Regions from separate parts of the Homo sapiens genome. Here region 1 is linked to region 2. Evidence: chromatin contacts called from ENCODE Hi-C or POLR2A ChIA-PET data. All regions are on one chromosome and are shown on one strand. Each heading gives the region's core, a stretch centred on a gene start or an enhancer-like site at or near the end of the contact. The rest is flanking DNA. Distances are from core to core; before and after follow the strand shown. Region 1 overlaps CD28 (CD28 molecule). Region 2 overlaps NOP58 (NOP58 ribonucleoprotein).

Region 1 (5,074 bases), core at 69-2,568, 1.5 Mb after region 2:
AGCCACCGGTCCTCATGGCTATTTTAATGAGGGTATTGATGGTTAAATGCATGTCTGATCCCTTATCCCAGCCATTTGCACTGCCAGCTGGGAACTATACCAGACCTGGATACTGATCCCAAAGTGTTAAATTCAACTACATGCTGGAGATTAGAGATGGTGCCAATAAAGGACCCAGAACCAGGATCTTGATTGCTATAGACTTATTAATAATCCAGGTCAAAGAGAGTGACACACACTCTCTCAAGACCTGGGGTGAGGGAGTCTGTGTTATCTGCAAGGCCATTTGAGGCTCAGAAAGTCTCTCTTTCCTATAGATATATGCATACTTTCTGACATATAGGAATGTATCAGGAATACTCAACCATCACAGGCATGTTCCTACCTCAGGGCCTTTACATGTCCTGTTTACTCTGTCTAGAATGTCCTTCTGTAGATGACCTGGCTTGCCTCGTCACCCTTCAGGTCCTTGCTCAAGTGTCATCTTCTCCCCTAGTTAAACTACCCCACACCCTGTCTGCTTTCCTTGCTTATTTTTCTCCATAGCATTTTACCATCTCTTACATTAGACATTTTTCTTATTTATTTGTAGTTTATAAGCTTCATGAGGCAAGTAACTTTGCTTTGTTTCTTGCTGTATCTCCAGTGCCCAGAGCAGTGCCTGGTATATAATAAATATTTATTGACTGAGTGAATGAGTTTTACATGGCCTTATGAATTAACGGTGAGTCTAAATGTTATAATCATACTTTGAGAGGGAGAAAGCCAGTTCTATTTTCTACTTTCCTCTTAAGAAGTTCAAAAATTCATTTTATTAAAAAAACAGGAGGTAAAATATATACACAGCCAAATCTAGTGAAAGAAAATCTGATGAATATAAGTTCATTTACGTTTTAGAAATTTTTGTGCAGTGAGGAAAACCAGTACTGTTAGAAAAGTCATGCCAACTCAGCCACTGTCAGGAGTAAGTTGATTTTCCATTGAAGTCCCCAAATTCCCTCTTAATGGAGTATTGGCTATATCTTAAACATATCTTTAGTTTAAGACTTCTGAAAATGTTGTCTTTGTCTAAAATGTTAAAATCCCATCCTACTACTGACCTGCTACTCTTTTTTCTGGGGTGATTTTACCCCCAACAAATTCTATAAATGCCTTCTCTGGCTCTGATTCAAAAAGTGCTCACAAATGGAAATGCTGGGGACAGAAAATTTCAACTTCTTCACCTGTCATACTCATATCATAGCTGAACACTCTAATAGCACACACACACACACACACACACACACACACAGACCCACACACACACACACACACCCCTATCATCTTCTGGGTAGGGGAAGGGAAAGGCGCTTGAACAACAGACACAAGAGCTGGTCTAATAATTCATGTAGCACCTTCTGTTTCCTTCGTTGAAATTTTACTCTGAAGGTGACTCAGAGTCAATTAAATTGGTGTGCAATGAGTTCATCTCTAAACTGATTCTTTTCTTTGGTGAAATGAAGCTTATTAAACTTAATAAAGGTAATTAAACTTGAAAAAGATGAGCTTATATGTCTCTTACTACTCCAAGAAAGACTGAACTCAGCTGGTTACTCATGGATAGTTCAATAAGACAAATCAAATCAATTGGAAAGGAACGAGATGGGTAAAAAAAAAAAAGCCATTAAATGAATCTGCTCAATAAGCACTCCTTTACCATGCTAATAAAAATAATGTAACCCAGTTCTGTAAAAAGGTTCTAGTACTTTGAAACTCAAGTTCAAAACAAAATAAAATGCAAACTTCGCTTCACCTAACACCTCCCACAACATTCTAGCTACCCAACTGGGTGAATATTGTAATTGCCCACAACCCCGAATTCACTTTTTCCCTCCAGTATGATAAAACAGATTGATTCCCTTTTAAAGCAATACCCTTTCTTCTCTCCCATCTTGTCGGTATCAGAGATAATGGATAGGTGAGAAAAAATTAAAGAAGCTTCTGGATTCATTGTAATGGGGACCTAACCATCACACTATGCAGCAGCAAATGGGATGGTCTGGAAAGCAGACCAGAACCTTGTCTGGTAACTTTGCTTCTAATGTCTGTCTGTGTTTCCTAAACTGAGGCCTAACTCTTGACTTTTTGACAGTGGTGCTCATAAGAAAGTTTGGGGCTGGGCACGGTCACTCATGCCTGTAATGTCAGCACTTTGGGAGGCTAATGCAGGAGGATCACTTGAGTCTAGGAGTTCAAGACCAGCTTGAACAACATAGGGAGACCCTGTCTGTATTAAAAAAAAAAATTAGCCAGACGTGATGGTGCAGGCCTGTAGTCCCAGCTACTTAGGAGGCTGAGGCTGCAGTGAACTGGGATCATACCCCTTCAAGAACACATGTGAATGGTGGGGCCTCTCAGCTTTCTCTGATTTGGCAACCCAGAAGAAATATGTGCTTTCTCTTTGAAGATTCACAGGATCCTAGCACTTGGAAACCTAGGCCACTGTCCAGAGCAGAAGGTCACACAATTTCTCAGAGTGACTTTTGTTCATTTCAGGGTGTTGACACCGGGCCCAACACTTGAAAATTGCTTGAGATGATAAATTGCTTGAGGTGATCAAAGAATATATCAGCTCTTCAAAGCTGACCTCATTCTTGGTGCAACTCTCAGGGCCAGAATGTGTGCTTCCCGAAGCTCATTTTCCTATCTGATTTGCCTGTTGAAACTCTGTGAAAGACCCTTGAATGCTAGGAATTTGAAGGGACAAAAAGTTGAAGAAAGGTGAATGGATTTCAGGGTGGAAGTGGACTGGATTTTACTCTCACTTCATCAGGCAGAGCTATCTCAGTGATAAATTGAAACTCTCCTCTGGCTCCAAAGAACAAATCATGAGCTGGGTGGAAATGTCAGTTGAGAAGAAGAGCAGCAAACAGCTTTGTTTTCCTATAGTTGTGGTTTTACATGGTGATGATGACACACGAAGATGAAAATGTGCAGCATGAACTCCAGTTGTTATCTGAGTGAGCATCTCTGCCAACACTGAAGGATATGTGTGGGTGTCACCTGAAAACAAAGAGAAAGACAGAGAGAGAAAAAGAAGAAAAGGAGGCCCTGTTTCGGAAAGAAGAGCCAGTTAATCAAAGATCAGCAGTGACAAGTGGCGCTGTTTATTTCATGAGCTTTATATGTGATTTCCTTCCCCTTGCTAATCTCGTCTGAATTTATTCTCTGGACTAAATATATTTGCATCTGGTGACTGAGGAAGGGGTGGAAAAGGTGACCTTGAATGGGCATCGGGGTAGTTACCATAGTTATTTAGTCATTTCTTCAGTCTCTTGGGCACACACTTAGCTTCCCAAATGGAGGTTTCTGCTAACTTTTGAGAACCTGTGACATATTACACAGGGAAGACAAACTTCAGGTGGTTGTTGGGGACCCTCTTTTATCCCCAACCCTATGCAATGCTTGTTTCATTTGCTTTATGTTTCTCCTTCCTCTCTTCTACTTCATTCATTCTAGAACTAGTTAATGGGCACCTGCCCAGCACTAAGATGTGGGCTAGGTACAGGGATGTGGCAGTGTGCAGCACAGATATTACCTCCACACTTCCGAAGTGTAGAGTGTCTGCTTTGTATATTACTTCAGTTTTTTTTTTCTTTTCCTGCCCCCTATATCCTGCTTCTAGGGGTAACCACTTAGTCTTGATTTTGGGACTTAGATCTTAATGTGGCTACTTGATAGCCTTTGTTGGTTTGCCTGAAATTCATTTCTTTGACATGTTCCTATTTAACATCTCTAACTCTTTCAATGTCATAGATCAGGAATCAGCAAATTTTTTTCTGTTAAGGGCCAGATAGTAAATATTTTAGGCTTTGTGACTATACTGTCTCTTATAGATAATAAGTTTTGCCACTGTAGTGTGAAAGCAGCCATAAACAATATATAAACAAATAAGCATGGCTGCATTCCAATAAACCTTTATTTATGGATATTGATATGTGAAGTTCGTGTGATTTTCATGTCATGCAATATTACTTTTCCTTTGTTTTTTTCCCCCAACCATTTATAGATGGAAAATCCATTTTTAGTTCATGGGCTGTACAAAGGCAGGTAGTGGGCTGGACATGGCTTATGGGCTACGGTTTGCTGATCCTTGACTTAGATCTAAGCTGCAACCTTAGCTATAGGCTTATTTTTGAGTTCCAGCCACCTTCTACATTTTTAGGGCCAGAAGGAATTGGTTTGAATGTGTGTAAAGGCTTCTTGGGAGTGCTGAGAGTCAAGCATCTCTTTTGAAAGAAGGACATGGATCAATAAAGAAGAAGGAAGAGCTTTCATCTAAGGAAAGCCATTTGAGGTAGAAGAAATGGGAAGTTATAAGCAAAGGGAATGAGAAGCTGTTTCAGGAAGACAGAGTCTTCTGTATATTATTATTATTAATTTTGACAGAGTCTTGCTCTGTCACCCAGGCTGGAGTACAGTAGCATGATCTCAGCTCACTACATCCTCTGCCTCTCGGGGTCAAGCGATTCTCATGCCTCAGTCTCCTCAGTAGCTGGGATGATAGGCACACGCCACCACTCCCGGCTAATTTTTTTATTTTTTATTTTTATTTTTAGTAGAGATGGGGTTTCACCATGTTGGCGAGGCTGGTCTCGAACGCCTGGCCTCAAGTGATCCACCCACCACGGCCTCCCAAAGTGTTGGGATTACAGGCATGAGCCACTGTGCCTGGCCTATATTATTGATGAAAGCCTAAACATCTTGGGAGCTCTTGTTACTCTTTTCTCAAGTCCTTTCTACTCTTTTCCCTCTTTTCTAGGCATCACATCCTTGTAATCTCCAAGGAAACAAATTTCTTTCTTTCTTTTTTTTTTTTTTGAGATGGAGTCTCGATCTATCGCCCAGGCTGGAGTGCAGTGGCACTATCTCCGCTCACTGCAAGCTCTGCCTCCTGGTTCATGCCATTCTCCTGCCTCAGCCTCCCGAGTAGATGGGACTACAGGCATCCGCCACCCACCACCACGCCTGGCTAATTTTTTGTATTTTTAGTAGAGACAGGGTTTCACCATGTTAGCCAGGATGGTCTCGATCT
Region 2 (5,329 bases), core at 55-2,554:
GGGCGTGGTGGTGTGCGCCTGTAATCTCAGCTACTTGGGAGGCTGAGGCGGGAGCATTGCTTGAACCCGGGAGGCGGAGGTTGTGGTGAGCTGAGATCGTGCCATTGCACTCCAGCCTGGGCAATAAGAGCACAACTCCGTCTCAAAAAAAAAAATTATATTGGATGCATATAATTCATGCTTTGATGAGAATGCTTTAGGAAGTTTTTTGAAGTTTTTTGTTTTTTTGTTTTTTTTGAGACGGAGTTTCACTCTTGTTGCCCAGGCTGGAGTGCAATGGCGCGATCTTGGCTCACCACAACCTCTGCCTCCCAGGATCAAGCAATTCTCCTGCCTCAGCCTCCCGAGTAGCTGGGATTACCAGCATGCACCACCACGCCCAGCTAATTTTGTATGTTTAGTAGTGACAGGGTTTCTCCATGTTGAGGCTGGTCTCGAACTCCTGACCTCAGGTGATCTGCCCGCCTCAGCCTCCCAAAGTGCTGGGATTACAGGCGTGAGCCACTGCACCTGGCCTTGAAGTTTTTTTTAAACTTCCATTTACAGTGAGGAAAACATTTTATGTATAACCCATGTACACATACAAATTCATGTTTATGTATTTAAAATTTATTTTGAGGCAGGGTCTTGCTCTGTCACCCAGGCTGGGGTGCAGTGGCAGGATCATGGCTCATTGCAGCCTTGGCCTCCTGGGTCAAGTGATCCTCCCACCTCCTCCCGAGTAGCTGGGACTACAGGCTCAAGCCACCATGCCTGGCTAATTATTTATTTATTTGTATTTGTATTTATTTATTTTTTGAGATGGAGTCTCACTCTGTTGCCCAGGCTGGAGTGCAGTGGTGTGATCTCGGCTCACTGCAACCTCCGCCTCCTGGGTTCAAACGATTTTCCTGCCTCAGCCTCCCAAGTAGCTGGGATTACAGGCGTGAGCCACCATGCCTGGCCTAAATTTTTTTTTTTTTTTTTAAGAGGCAGAGTCTCACTATGTTGCCTAGGCTGGTCTCAAACTCCTGGCCTCAAGGTGCTGGGATTACAGCCATGAGGTACGGTGTTCTGCCCACTTATGTGTTTAGAGCGATTCAAAAGGAAAACACTTCCAAAAAGTTATTGCTCATTAACAGGGTTATATATATATAAATGTAAAGACATTGTGTAAAGGAACTGTTGTGATTAATTCTAGGATATTATAAAAATTCAGCCTGTGGCCGAGAGCAGTGGCTCACGCCTGTAACCCCAGCTACTTGGAAGGCTGAGGCAGGACAATCAGTTGAACCTAGGAGCAGAGGTTGCAATGAGCTGCGGTCGCGCCACTGCAGTGCAGCCTGGGCGACAGGGCAAGACTCCGTCTCAAAAAAAAGAAAAAAAGAAAAAAAGAAATTCCACCTGTGTCCTTGTGTCACGTGGCACACAGCATAAGATTTTAGTCTTGCTCATACCAGACTTCCTTCAGCTGCTCTTCCATGTGGTAGCCATTAGTACGTATAACCATTTCACATGAGATGTAACTGATAGGACTGAGGAAGTGAATTTTAACTTACTTGAATTTTAATGGTTATATTGTACAGTGTAGCTGTGTAGCATAGCATTTTGTGTCACTTCATTTTCTCAAGGTTTGGAGAAAGATTTTTGATGTACATACCAAATGTCTATATAAAACCTAAGTACTGAGCAATATATTTTTTCTAACTTTATTGGGTGTACTTTACATACTGTATAACTCACCTATAGGTTTTAGTTACAATCCAGTTTTATAGTACACTTTGTTGCAAAAAGTTCTCATGCCCATTTTCAAGTTAGTCCTGCTCTAGACAACCACTGTTCAGCTTTCTTTTTGCATAATTTTTTCTAGAAGTTTCATGTAAGTGGAGTAGTATTTTAGTCTTTTGTGTTTGGCTTTTTTCACTTAGTGTAATGCTTCTGAAGCTAACCGAAGAGCTTTTTCACATTTGTTGCGTGTATGGATTTGTTTCTTTTTGAGCAGTGCACATTTTAAACTAATTATCAGTTTTATCCTGTATTTAAACAAGTTTCATAAAATATTAACTTGCTCATATTGTCTGTGGAAGTGAAACTTAAAAGTTAGCATCAAATAATTTACACAAAACATAGAGGTTGGGTGCAGTGGCTCACGCCTGTCACCCTAACACTTTGGGAGGGTGAAGCAGGAGGATTGTTTGAGCCCAGGAGTTGCAGACCAGCCTGGGCAACATGGCGGAAAAAAAATTAGCTGGGCACAGTGGTGCTTGCCTGTAGTCCCAGCTGCTGCAGGAGGCTGAGGTGGGAGGGAGGTCACGGCTGCAGTGAGCTGTGATTGAGCCTCTGCACTTTAGCCTGGACAACAGAGTGAGACCTCATCTCAAAACAAAACAAAAACCACACAAAGTCTCAAGCAATCAATTAAAAATGAAAATGAGGAGGCTGGACATGGTGGCTCACACCTGTAATCCCAGCACTTTGGAAGGCTGGGGTGGGCAGATCATGAGGTCAGGAGTTTGAAACCAGCCTGGCCAACATAGTGAAACCCCGTCTCTACTAAAAATACAAAAATTAGCCGGGCATGGTGGTGTGTGTCGCCAAATCTGTAGTCCCAGCTGAGGCAGGAGGATCGCTTGAACCAGGGAGGTGGAGGTTGCAGTGAGAAGACCGCGCCTCTGCACTCCCCAGCCTGCGTGACAGGGCGAGACACTGTCTCAAAAAAAAACAAAAAAAGTGATTAAAATTCTTAATTCCATATACCCTCACCAATATTCTGTATCAGCTGCCCAAGTATTAGATAGGATGGGCTCAATCCTAAAAGGCACAACCCCCATATTTAACATCCCTAAAATTGGGATGTCTTACAATTGATGACAGGTCAATTGGGAGTGTAAAAGAATAACATAAGCTGGGTGTGGTGGCTCACGCCTGTCATCCCAGTACTTTGGGAGGCTGAGGCAGGTAGATTGCCAGACCTCAGGAGTTCGAGACCAGCCTGGGCAACAGGGTGCAACCCCGACTTTACTAAAATACAAAAAAAAAAAAAAAAATTAGCCAGGCATGGCAGCATGTGCCTGTAATCCCAGCTACTTGGGAGGCTGAGGCAGGAGAGTTGCTTTAACCAGGGAGGTGGAGGTTGTAGTGAGCTGAGATCACGCCACTGCGGTCCAGCCTGGCCGACAGAGCGCAAGACTCCGTCTCAAAAATAAAAAAAAAAAGAATAGCATGTTAAATTTTGTGAAATAGAGTATGCACAGATATTATGCATATATTTTTATTTAAAAAACCAGCTGGATCAGGCGCCATGGTTCCTTCCTGCACTCCCAGCACTTTGAGAGGCCAAGGCAAGAGGATCACTTGAGTCCAGAAGTTAGAGATCAGCCTGGGCAACAAAGCAAGCCCCTGTCTCTACAAAAAGATTTTTAAAAGAGCTAGATGTCGCAGTGTGCACCTATAGTCCTAGCTACTTGGGAGGCCGAGGCAGAAGAATCGCTTGAGGCCAGGAGTTTGAAGCTGTAGTGACATAGGACCACACCACTCCACTCCAGCCTGGACAACAAAGCGAGACCCTGTCTCTGGAAAAACAACACAGCTAGTAAATTTAAAACTATACTTTGCTAATAAGCATTATTTATCAAGTCCATAATATAGCACATCTACACATTAAGACGCAGTTCTAGTCTGGTTATATATTATTTTCAGTAAGAGAAACACAATGTTGCAAGTTGTATAAAACTTAGATGAGTGACAAGATGATTTTAGGGGTTTGTTCTGATGTATAATTTTTTTTTTTTTTTTTTTTTTGAGACGGAGTCTTGCTGTCGCCCAGGCTGGAGTGCAGTGGCGCGATCTCAGCTCACTGCAGGCTCCGCCCCCTGGGGTTCACGCCATTCTGTTGCCTCAGCCTCCCGAGTAGCTGGAACTACAGGCGCCTTCCACCTCGCCCAGCTAATTTTTTTGTATTTTTAGTTAGAGGCGGGGTTTCACCGTGTTAGCTAGGATGGTCTCGATCTCCTGACCTCGTGATTCGCCCGCCTCAGCCTCCCAGAGTGCTGGGATTACAGGCATGAGCCACCGTGCCCAGCCTGTATAAATTTAATCACACATGGTTGAATTAGATATGTTGGTAAAAATAACCCAAACTAGAAAAACTTAGAGTCACACAAAGCAATAAACAACTACAAAGCCTAGAGTTGGTATTAACAATTTATAAACTAATAGCTCTAACTTTGTATATCATGAAGTTTTAGAATCCAGAGACACCTCACCAAGTCTCATGACTATACTGAAAACACTGATTAAAATTTTTTGAAATTGTTCAGAGAATGCAGCTAACCATAACTGAAGTTCACTATTTTTAAGAGGACATGTATCAAATAGGGGATATGACTCATGAGTAAAATTCACATTTTTTCTAGCTGAAAAGCAAGTATATTTGAAGATAACATTTGGGTAACAAAATTGCCATATTTAAAAGATACTTTCGGCCTGGCGGGGTGGCTCACGCCTGTAATCCCAACACTTTGGGAGGCCGAGGTGGGTGCATCATGAGGTCAGGAGATCGAGACTATCCTGGCTAACACGGTGAAACCCCATCTCTACTAAAAATACAAAAAATTAGCCAGGTGTGGTGGCAGGCGCCTGTAGTCCTGGAGGCTGAGGCAGGAGAATGACGTGAACCCAGGAGGTGGAGCTTGCAGTGAGCCGAGATCCTGCCATTGCACTCCAGCCTGGGCGACAGAGCGAGACTCCGTCTCAATAAATAAATAAATTAATTAAAAAATACTATCACCATTCTAAAACTGAAGTTAAAATAACAAAGGAAATGTGATAAAATCAGGGCAATTCATGAGCACACAAAGGTCTTCAAAGACTATGTTATGTCAGCCAAAACCATTACTATGACAAATAAAACCATTGTGTTCCCAACTGCAACATCTTGAAGAAAACATTGCTAATAAAGACCATCTAAATAAGAAAGTTAGAGATATTGCTACATTTTCTGTATTACATTTGTCTCAAAGTTTTTATTTGTCTCAAATTTTTAATCATTTCTTTTCAGCCAGGGTAATGATAAATATTTGTATACAGAAATCCATTTTAAGTTTTATCATTTTAAGATAATTTCCATTTCTAAGTAGAAATAGTATACAACTATTACCATTGCAATCTTTAGCATTGTTGTTACAACAGTACTAGTTTTAAAACAAGTCTTTATATTTTATAGATACAAACTGAAATATTAACAGGTAAAAATTAAATGTCTAGGTCTTGCTTCAAAACAATACAAGGCGGCTGGGTGTGTTGGCTCACGCCTGTAATCCCAACGCTTTGGGAGGCCGAGGCAGGTGGA

What was found. Hi-C counts contacts between places; a loop is a spot of excess contacts on that map. ChIA-PET counts read pairs that join two places held with the same protein, here RNA polymerase II (POLR2A). Pooled maps may share reads with other maps.
Region 1: a pooled map shows a loop between it and region 2 (4-fold over the local background). The contact joins two enhancer-like sites. A Hi-C loop is called at or near these places in 5 of 50 pooled maps. POLR2A ChIA-PET finds 5 or more read pairs at or near these places in 3 of 52 experiments (OCI-LY7, activated CD4-positive, alpha-beta T cell and activated T-cell).

What each region holds. Positions count from the first base shown.
Region 1 is chr2:203,738,218-203,743,291 of GRCh38, forward strand. CD28 (CD28 molecule) reads left to right here. Exons shown (of 4, transcript NM_006139.4): 4 at 1-695. Among named protein-coding and RNA genes, the nearest start is that of CD28, 34 kb to the left of the region's middle. Within about 2 kb of position 1,319, at least 2 of the 41 ENCODE cell types and tissues checked have a DNase peak (open chromatin) inside an H3K27ac peak, as active enhancers do.
Region 2 is chr2:202,268,392-202,273,720 of GRCh38, forward strand. The region is part of intron 1 of NOP58 (NOP58 ribonucleoprotein); the gene reads left to right. Among named protein-coding and RNA genes, the nearest start is that of NOP58, 5.3 kb to the left of the region's middle. Within about 2 kb of position 1,305, at least 4 of the 41 ENCODE cell types and tissues checked have a DNase peak (open chromatin) inside an H3K27ac peak, as active enhancers do.